Regions from separate parts of the Homo sapiens genome. Here region 1 is linked to region 2. A link is an interaction called in ENCODE POLR2A ChIA-PET data of the cell type or tissue named here. Cell type or tissue: PC-3. All regions are shown on one strand. Links, peaks and the distances in the headings refer to the core of each region. The heading gives the core; the rest is flanking DNA.

Region 1 (5,375 bases), core at 226-5,225, 89 kb after region 2:
AAATATATATGGTTGGTTGAAATGGGGAAGAAGATACTGAGACCTTTCTAGAGATGATTTGGAATTGCTCTCTATGCCGCCAGGGCAGCTCACAGTAATTATTTTTTGCTCTCAAGCAAGGAAAAGCCTGAAGGACAATGGCTTCAGCAAACCAAAGAAACATGAGATGAGAAGGCGAATTCGGCCACCGTCCGTGCGACTTGGCACGCTGTGAGCGAAATGGACGGAATGCAGTTCAAGAGCAAAGAAATCAGGTTGAACCACTTCACCTCTCTGGCTAGATGACTGAAATACAGTAAGCCTTGCAAAGGGACAGGACACTTAAGTAAATGAATGCCAGGGCGTGCGTTAAACACAGCCCTCCGGATTTAGGGGGAAGAAACCCCAGCCACAATGCCCACACTGTGTAAGTGCCTCCCACAGTCTTTGTCCCTGGGGCACTCACACATCTGTGGCAATATTTAGAAGTTGTTTTCAAATCTCAGGGTCTCTGATGACTCCCATTCACACCAGCCTAGTATTCCTTCCCTTCTCCGAAGTTCTGTGATGTCCTTGTGCACCGTCTCCCCCAGCAGACGGAGTCACCCCTCTAGTGTTTTCACGGAGCTCATGGCCAGTTCATTCTTGCTTTGAACAGCAGGAGTCTAAGCCAAGTTGGCTCTTTATCGTTTTCAGAATGGGGAACGCAAAAACACCAATTCCATGTTAAAACTGGTATTAAAACCCCCTAAACACCAATTGATAACTATAAACGTAGATTCAGTCTGTCACTAAAGGGAAGCATGTCCATTTCTTTAGCTGAGTATTAAAGACAGGTCAGCTTCAAAAACGCAGTATTTAAAGCCTCAGATGATTACTCCAATATTCCCTAGATTATAATTTACTCCACTGGTACTGAAGGAGATAAATTAAGTGCTAAGAAAATGACAGCACTTAGTTAAGAGACCCAAATGAATCTGAACTCCTGGGTTAGCCCATCCTTCGACTTAACAAACTTTTGTTGTTTAAACAGGTTCTCACTCTGTTGCCCAGGCTGGAGTGCAGTGGTACAATCACAGCTCCCAGGTTCAAATGATCCTCTCATCTCAGCCTCCTGAGTAGCTGGGACTACAGGCATGCACCACCACACTTGGCTAATTTTTGTATTTTTTTGTAGAGATGGGGTCTCACTACGTTGCCCAGGCTGGACTCAAACTCCTGGGCTCCAGCAATCCACCCACCTTGGCCTCCCAAAATGCTAGGATTACGGTCATGAGCCACCACACTTGGCCCAAACTTCTGTAAATGAAAAAAATGTTGCTACATAAAATTTATTTTTGGATGAAGATAACTTCCAAGGCTAGAAAGGTAGCTCCCTATCAGGCACTCGGTACACATTTACTGGCTGAAGGTGAGGAGTGAGTGCTCTCTTTATGAGCGGTTTGTAAAGAGGCCTCCTCCGAGACCTGAATCAGTGGGAGGGATCCAACCACCGGCCATGCTTACCTGTCCTCGAAGCACACCGTGCACTTCCAGGCATGGGTCCCCCTCAGGAACACTCGGCACTGGGCACACACGCGGTGGCTGCAGCCCCGGCACACGGCGCCCCGGTGCAGCAGGAACCCCAGCACCTGCTGGCAGCGCGCACAGCACTTCTCTTTGTGCTCCCAGTCCGTGTTCTTCGCTCCTTTCCACCGGAGATGCTGCAGGTGTGTTTTCAGTTTCCTGCAGCCCTCAGAGTTAAAGAAGATAGTATTAGATGGAACACCTGACCCCAGGCTATAGGGCAAGAGCCCAGGCAGTAACCCCCATGGCAAGGGAAGGGGCTTTGGCATTCGACATCCCTGGACTCCAACATGGCTGTGTGAACTGGGCTCTCACTCAACATCTCAGAGTCGAGTCTCAAGGGTTTTTTCAACCGTGAAACAGGTGATATGACCTTACCTCCCAGGGTTGCTGTGAGGACTAAATGGCAAAGTATAAATAACATGCCTGGGGCAGAGAAGCTCCCTGCTAGGTCCATCCCTTCCTGCCCAAAGGCTGTTATGATAGTAAGCAAGAATAGTGAAAGGAGAGGAAAAGACACTGAAAGGAGCATCCATTCTAATCTGCAAGGCATGGAATAATCTAGAAACACACAGCATACATCCTGCTATGGGTATAAGTTGCCCAATAAAATCAACTGATGCTATGCTTTTGCTACATTTTTTTTTTAATAAGTGGTCAGCCCACTCCCCTAGACAAATAGCCATAGTGCAAAGAGATACTGTATTGGACCAAAAAGGTGTCATTTACTAGCACGCTCTTTTATGAATGTCTGTGATACCTACTTGTAGAAAAGATGAGCCAATCCCAAGAAACAAGATGACATCAGAAATGCACTTTAAAATTCAACTTTCAGGATCTACCCTAGAATTAGTACCCTTTGAAATACAACTTTGTTATCACTATGTCTATGTCACTTTGTTAATATTCAAAAGGATGTCTCAAATCACTGAAAGATCTTTCATCATCAAATAAAATTTCACTTTTCTCACTGTATTATAGTTTTTGTTTTCGTTTTTTTGTTGTTGGTTTGAGACAGAGGCTTGCTCTATTGCCCAGGCTGGAGTGCAGTGGCGCGATCTCAGCTCACTGCAAACTCCACCTCCCAGGTTCAAGGGATTCTCCTGTCTCAACCTCCTGAGTAGCTGGGATTACAGGCACCTGCCACCGCCCGGCTAATTTTTGTATTTTTAGTAGAGACAGGGTTTCACTATGTTGGCCAGGCTGGTCTCAAACTCCTGACCTCAGGTGATCCGCCCGCCTCAACCTCCCAAAGTGCTGGGATGACAGGCGTGAGCCACCACGCCCAGACTGTATTATAGTTTTTAATGGAAGAAAGTTTACAAGTGCACTTAGAAAGCTTTGAAATAACAGGGAGGATGAAGAATACTATACCAGAAAATTCTCCTCACTCCTCAAGCATTTGGTTGTCCAAAGTTTTGTTTTCTAATGTGTTCTGCCATTAGAAACCAAACCCTCACTTCCTCCATAGACATTGATAAACAAGCGCCAACCTGTTTAAAGATGGATCTTGACAGCTAAGGCGGAACACTGCTCTGCTAGAGTTCAGCACGCTTTTCTAAATGCTGACCCATATCAAACGGCCCGTGCAGCTTAGAGACAGACAGGGAAGAGTTCCCTGTTGGCAAAGCGGTCAGGAAACAGGCTAAGCAGGTTCATATTTTATGCTCCCCCTTCCTCAAAGCCAGCTGGGAAGCAAAAGCGAGCAAAGAAAAAAAGACAGGGCTGGATTCCATCAGAGTTGCTGCTTGTGAGCCTCTTTCTTTGCTTTTCTTTACACCTCCCGGCACCGTCAAAAATGAGGTAGGAAAACCCTTAACTGGAGGTCTTTCCTTAAAGAAGGGGTAAACTGGAAGCCTGAAAATGTCCCTTGAATGATTCCCACGAAGTCGGCAAACAGACAAGCAGATGGCAGACAGCAAACTTACCGCCCAAAGGCACCGTTTTAAATGAATAACAAGAGCGGCCTCCCTCCTCCTCCTGAGCGTCCTCTACGTTTAGTTACATAAGGAGGATCATCTCCACCAACAGACCTTCGTTAGGACCCTTCTCAGGCACGAAGCCCAGCAGCAGGTGGGTAGTGATTTGTAAGCAAACAGCATTGGCGACGGAGTGGCAGGCCCCAAGCAGAGAAAGCTAAACACCCAAAGTGACCCCCCGGGAAGGGCAGCCTACCGTGTCCTCTCCTCCTCTGTGTTTTGAACCGCCTGGTCTCGGTACAGGACCTGGAGAATGGCCTCGCGTTCTAACTCCTTGAGAGCACTCAGATCTATTTCTTGGGCCATTTCTTCTCCGTTTTCGTTGACCCAGGTTGGAAGAGCTTCACTGCATGGACCAAGCGCTCACGCCCTGCAGATGAGCGGCGGAGGCCAGCTGCAGCCAGCCTTGTTTAAAGAGCTCCCTCTCCTATTTCACTGGCAACTGTTTTGCTTGTGGTTCTTTTTTCCTTTTTAACTGTGTCATACTCCTTAGAAGAAGAAAGCCTCAAGAAGTTCTGCGTTTGTCGGAGTTACGGCTCGCAGAGCCTCGTGCTACCCGGGGGGTGTTTTCACCGGGTTCTGCAGCAGCTGCTGACATCCATCTAAGACAAAAGCATATCTCTTTTCTGAGGTTTCACCAGAGATTGTTATAAATTATCCACAGCTGCAAGCAGATAATTTCTGCAAAGCAGAAGTAATTTTCAAGCCAAGGAAATTTAGAAATAGCAATAAAAAGAGTATCAGTGACTCATAGAAGCTAACCTTCCATTTAAGATGTTTCCAGGTCAGCAGGAACCATCATGAAAAGCTCAGCCCGTTCAATACCTGCAGAAAAGAAAACAAAAAATGGCAACATTTTTCTTGGCTTAAGTATCTCTGCAGCATTACTTCCAAAAAGACAAAATATTCTACACAAACCCTTGCATTTTCTGCTCGCGGTGATAATGTAAAATTTTAAATTTGCTTAAATAACACTTCTCATATTTCTAAAAGCCTCAAACTTCCAAACTTGAATTTTCCTAATATGGATTCCATAACTTTAGTGGTCAGAGGACGTAAAAGTCTGTGTTTAATGTACATTACCCTAATTGAAGAAATACTGGAAAAATGACATTCCCAACTGTTGGCTATTATTTTTACCATTAACTTCAACACTCAAAAAATGTTTAATCAATTAAGGATGTATGAAGCAGCACCACCACAAGCTCAGCCTATCAATTATTTACAGTCTTGAATAAGTTTCATGAGCTGCCTTATGCATTAGCTCTTGTTTTTGTTTAATGACAGCTGAAAGGTTCTGCATACATCCTTTTATCCAGAAAATGCAGAAGATCAAATCAATATACTTCCTATAGTACCATTTTTGTTATTAAATCTATGGGAATCCCTTAGTGATAAGACGTCCTTTCAATGCTTTAAAAGCTAAACTTCCTTTGCTAGGCTTCAAAAAAAATCTGCATTATATTAATTTATGATCCATGGCAAATTAGTGAATGAGAGGCTAACAGAGCTCTAAGGTAGCATTTCCTTTAAGCAAAGGTTCTTAACCTTTTTCTTAATCTTTGGTAGTCTGGTGAAGCCTACGTATTTAAACGCATAAAATAAGGTATGCTGTGTTACATAGGAAGAAATTGATTATACTGAAATATTTAAAAATTGTAATATAGTAATATATGTGTTCCTTGATGCATGAAATATTAAGATCTAGCAGTGATCTAAGGACTCCCAGAATTTCAAAGTAGTGATGAATAGAAACAATGTCTTGAGATAGCTACAACATATCATGTGGTATGAAAATATCTGTGATTTCTGTTGGTGACAAAGTCACAAGTTCTGCTGATTCTACTGTGG
Region 2 (5,375 bases), core at 317-5,316:
TTTGGGGTTTGAATGGTGACTCCTCGTGACACGGCTGTTGCTGTGAGGCTGGACACTTGCACCCATTTGCAGCAGCTGTGCGGTTTGTTTGCTTTGGGGTTCATCTCCTCATGCCCACCTTTACCCATCTTTCCAATCGAGGAACGAGATGGAATAAAACAGGAACTGAGACACGGTAATTTCCCTCCTTCAGCCTCTGCAAACAGAGGGGAGGCGCAGCAGGGCCGTCCCCTGCTCTGTTGGGGGCTGCCTGTAGGCTCTGTCCACACTTCTGATGTCTGCGGGCCAGGCACAAATGGCTTGGCTGGCCAGGTTAGCTTCCTCAGTTCATTCCTCCTTTTCCTCCCCGCTGGGGTGGCTTGTGGCCATGGAGATGGGCATTTCTTGGGTCACATTCCCTTTTCTCCTGCCTTTGGGTAACTTTTAGCCAGTTTTCCCTCAAGTCTATGGGTCCATATCTTTTTTGGGGGGACAGGATCTCACTCTGTCACCTAGACTGGAGTGCAGCAGTGCCATCTCAGCTCACTGCAGCCTGCACCTCCCAGGCTCAAGCGATCCTCCCACCTCAGCTTCCCAAGTAGTTGGGACTACAGGTAGGCGTCGCCATGCCCGGCTAATCTTTTAATTTCTTGTAGAGATGGGGTCTCTCTACATTGCCCAGGCTGGTCTCGAACTCCTGGGCTCAAGCCCTCCACCCGTCTCAGCCTCTCAAAGTTCTGGGATTACAAGCGTGAGCCTCCACACCCAGCCCATGGGTCCATTTCCGACTCTGCCCCACATTCAATCTCTGTCTATAAACTCTGGATTGATGTGATTATTCCCCATATTCCAGCTACACTCCTTATCAGTTAGTCCAGGCAGCTGGCCAGCTGCATCTGCTGCCCTCTGAGAAATGAAGCGGTTACTAGAACGCCACGCCACTTAGCAGGGTCGGGCTCGGGCCCCCAGGCAGCTCTCTCATCTCCAGCTGTGTGTGGGCGACGCTCAGCCACTTCTCCTGGGTCCTTACCCATTGCTCGCCCCTTTCTGTCAATAGGACTACTCCCTGCTACATACAGAATCTACCTTTGCTTTGTTTTGTTTTGTTTGTTGAGACGGAGTCTCGCTCTGTCGCCCAGGCTGGAGTGCAGTGGTGTGATCTCAGCTCACTGCAAGCTCCGCCTTCCAGGTTCACGCCATTCTCCTGCCTCAGCCTCCCGAGTAGCTGGGACTACAGGTGCCCGCCACTGTGCCCAGCTAATTTTTTGTATTTTTAGTAGAGACGGGGTTTCACCGTGTTAGCCAAGATGGTCTCGATCTCCTGACCTCATGATCCGCCTGCCTCGGCCTCCCAAAGTGCTGGGATTACAGGCGTGAGCCACCACACCCAGCCTAGAATCTACCTTTTCAAACCAGACCTATTTTCCATAGCCCTGTTAGGTCCACAAGGCTTGCTCCAGGCTCAGCTGGGAATGAGGTGTAAGGATCATTTGAGAGCAGGGCCAGGCAATGACCAATGTCACCCAGTGAGATCACTTCATCCTCTCCAGGCCCCCAGGACAGTGGTGTCAAATGGGGTACAAGTCTCCCTGGGTCCAGAAAGGCTTGCCAAGAAGTACTCTGCTCAGAAAAATTTGAGGATCAATTTCTAGATCCTCGCATTTGATGTGCACTTCTCTCAAAACTGGCTGGAGACAGTTCTCACAGCCTCATCCACCTGAATCGTACTCTGATGGCTCACCTCAGGTCGCACAAAGCCTGGGTGCTGCACAAAGGTGTGATTGTGATTGGAAATACTGGCTTCTAGCGAGACTTTTAATGCTGGATCGGCCTCCCCGGCTTCCCATCCTTCGCATCTTATGCATATTTCTATTAAGGATGAGGCTGGCCGGTGTTGGGTTATTTTGCATTTAGGATCAATTAGAGATGCCGATTATTTTAATTGTAACTGGAAAGTTTCCCAGGACTATAAAATATTCACAATATACTAGATAAGACCCATGGATAAAAATTTTAAGTGATATCTTTGAGATTCTGTGTACATTTTAAGGTAGGTAACCTTTTAACTCCAATTATATAACTACATTTTTTTTTTTTTTTTTGAGACGGAGTCTCGCTCTGTCACCCAGGCTGGAGTGTAGTGGCGCTATCTCGGCTCACTGCAAGCTCTGCCTCCCGGGTTCACGCCATTCTCCTGCCTCAGTCTCCCAAGTAGCTGGGACTACAGGCGCCCGCCACCACGCCCGGCTAATTTTTTGTATTTTTAGTAGAGACGGGGTTTCACCATGTTAGCCAGGATGGTCTCGATCTCCTGACCTCATGATCCACCCGCCTCAGCCTCCCAAGGTGCTGGGATTACAGGCGTGAGCCACCGCGCCCGGCCCAGAATCTGCATTTTAAAAAAATCCCCAGTTCTAAGTACAGGGGCATCTTAGAAAATAAGAAATTTAGGCCTGGCGTGGTGGCTCAAGCCTGTAATCTCAGCATTTGGGAGGCCGGGGTGGGCAGATTACCTGGGGTCAGGAGTTCAAGACCAGCCTGGTCAACATGGTGAAACCCCATCTGTACTAAAAACACAAAAAATTTGCTGGCCATCGTGGTGGGTACCTTTAATCCCAGCTACTCAGGAGGCTGAGGCAGGAGAATCGCTTGAACCTGGGAGGTGGAGGTTGCAGTGAGCCAAGATCATGTCACTGCACTCCAGCCTGGGCGACCAAGAGTGAAACTCCATCTCAAAAAAAAAAAAAAAAAAAAGAAAAGAAGAAATGTTTTAAAAATGTAAATCCCCATGGGATTTTACGCACACAAATTTTGAGAACTGCCAGTCCTTTGTGGCTTTGAGCTGTATTTCTAAGGACTCTCTAGGTCTCAGTTTCCCCGTGGGTAAATGAGGATTCTAATAATTACCCCAGGCTGTATATAAAGCACTTGGCCACAGTAGGGACCCAGGAAACAAGGGCTATTATTATTTAATGAACTCAGGGCTCTGTGCCAGCTGCCCAGATGGCCCCTGGCTGGCAGCTCACAGACACCCCCTACTTGCCAAGAAAGGCAAACAAAGCCCTCTCCTGTCATAGGCATGAGACGAGGGGACCTCTGGCTGCCCAGCCCCGGCAGGGTAGCCTCTGCAGCTCTGGGCTACCCCCCTCACCCTGCACCAAGATTGGGGCCACCACAGCCAGCTCTCTGCAGATACCAGACCTCAGCTGCAGCCTTCCACCCGACATCAGAGCGCATGGCCCCATCTCTGCCCTCAACCATCAATCACATTTCCTAGTATCATAGAAAGTGAAAACCCAAACAATTCCTTTGTAAGATTTTTCATAAAAGGATTCATTTAAAAAAAATAAAATTAGAAGAAACCTGAGTTTGTCAGAAATACAATAAAGGGGCACTTTTACAAAGACAGTAACTCAGGAGTTTAATTTTCAGGGCACTCTGTCTGAGAGCACCTCTTTGACAGAAACATTCACTAAGACAAACTAATGTTTAAAATTATCCTGTGCCCCGGTGTTAGCCCGAGACAAAGAGGCAGCCAGGTTCTTTTTCACCATCTTCTCAGAAATCATTAATCAAAAGCCATTCCTGAGTCTGGCAGACTCTGCACTTTTCCTGTACAAAGGCTGACATTTATTTTCTACCAACTTAACACTGATTGACAGAGCTGCGAAGAAACATATAGGTGTCTGTATTATATCTAACTGAGTCAAGAGTTTGAAAGCACCATCCACTGGACTCTGCCCCAGGCGCTCCACCCGGGCTCGGGAGGACTCTGCACAGGAATATCTGTCCAGCAAGTACCTTCAAGGTCTCCTGAAAGGTCGGGTCCACGGTGTTCCTTTGGACTCCAGTCTTGCGCTTTCCCTGGGAGGATCTGTCGGGCAACAGGTAGGTCTTCACATACCTAGGGGCCAAACACAGCGGGGACAGAGTGAGAACTCAGGGAAAGGGGTGGATAAAGAGTTTGGGGGCAGCAGAGAACCCACATGCCAGCGTTTTCTTTACCAGGCTTCCTGCTGGAATTTTTGGGTTGATAGAAAGGACTTAATAGCCTAATAGTGAGCAACGTTAGTGCTGGGTGGGCAGCTTCTGATCCATGCAGTCTATGGTCAAATGCTAGCCACATAACCCTCTGGAATATTCCTGGGGGTGTGAAGCTCGTCCTGCCTTCCTCAGGCCCTACTCCATTTGGCGAAGACCATGGAACTAGAGATTCTCTCGCCTGCCTGGATGTCAAGGCCATGAGCCGGATTCCCGTCCCTTCTGCCACCCACCACCTGCAAAAGAAAAAAAAGTGGAAGTAGAAAGCATATGCCTCGCACTGTGCTGTTTCCTTGCAGGGGCCTCAAAGACTCTGCTCCTCCCAACCGCTGAGAAGTGGGATTCTGCTGAGTCTAGAGGTCGCACGCAGCATGACAGATGTCTCCATCTGCACTCACCCAGCCCCTGAAATCCAGGCGGAGAGGAAGACATGTCCTGTCCTGTTCTAGGCTGACCCCTCCATACAGGCCCCTACGCTGCCCTTCATGGCTCCTCTGGCAGCCCCAGTGATGGCAATGACCCCCCAACCAGCAGCAGCCCAAGCCCCCTCTCCACAGGCTAGAAACAGGCTCTACTTTCCAAAGTAAAAAATCACAGTGAGCCTCCTCTATCTGTGCCCTTCTTTAGCCCCAGTCTTGGGTCTCTTCTTCCCCCTAGGTTAAGCTTTTTGTGAAAATACTCGAAATCGGCCAGGAGGCCAGGCGCAGAAGCTCACAACTATAATCCCAGCACTTTGGGAGGATGAAGTGGACGGATCACCTGAGGTCAGGAGTTCCAGACCAGCCTGGCCAGCATGGTGAAACCCTGTCTCTACTAAAAATACAAAAATTAGCCAGGCATGATGGCATGTACCTGTAATCCCAGCTACTCAGGAGGCTGAGGCAGGAGAATCGCTTGTACCTGGGAGATGGAGGTTGCAGTGAGCCGAGATCGCGCCACTGCACTCCAGCCTGGGCAATAAAGCGAAATTCCATCTCAAAAAAGAAAAACAAAACAACCCAAAAACTGGCCAGGCACCTGGCTCAGGGAGGATTCCATAAGCCAGGAATTTGAGACCAGCGTGGGCAATACACAGGGAGAACTCATCTCCACGAAAAATTTAAAAGTCAACTGGGTGTGGTGGTGTGCACCTGTAGTCCCAGCTACTCGACGCCCGAAGTTGGAGGATCACCTGAGCCCAGGAGGTCAAGGCTGAAGTGAGCCATGATAACATCACTGCATTCCAGCCTAGACGGCAAAGCAAGACTCTGTCTCAAAAAATCAAACCAAAACAAAAAATCCCTCAAAACTCCATCTCTAATTCTTCACAGTTCATTTACTCTTAAGTTACTGAGCATTACACATTCATGCAATCT

What was found. Peaks named below come from ENCODE experiments on the same cell type or tissue, not always from the same donor. Only the 100,000 strongest peaks of a DNase experiment are listed, where the experiment ranks them.
Region 1: POLR2A ChIA-PET joins it to region 2 with 17 read pairs; 2 of 35 experiments call an interaction of 5 or more read pairs at or near these places.

What each region holds. Positions count from the first base shown.
Region 1 is chr6:158,661,724-158,667,098 of GRCh38, reverse strand. SYTL3 (synaptotagmin like 3) reads right to left here. Exons shown (of 18, transcript NM_001242394.2): 4 at 3,721-4,349; 5 at 1,486-1,704. The coding sequence starts at 3,830. Among named protein-coding and RNA genes, the nearest start is that of SYTL3, 14 kb to the right of the region's middle. In PC-3, for the core only: no CTCF peak of the experiment used is centred there; a DNase peak (open chromatin) is centred at 3,178; H3K4me3 peaks cover 1,446 bases.
Region 2 is chr6:158,750,436-158,755,810 of GRCh38, reverse strand. It overlaps SYTL3 (synaptotagmin like 3), which reads right to left. Exons shown (of 18, transcript NM_001242394.2): 13 at 3,781-3,883. Among named protein-coding and RNA genes, the nearest start is that of MIR3918, 12 kb to the left of the region's middle. RefSeq lists an enhancer at 1-500. In PC-3, for the core only: no CTCF peak of the experiment used is centred there; no DNase peak of the experiment used is centred there.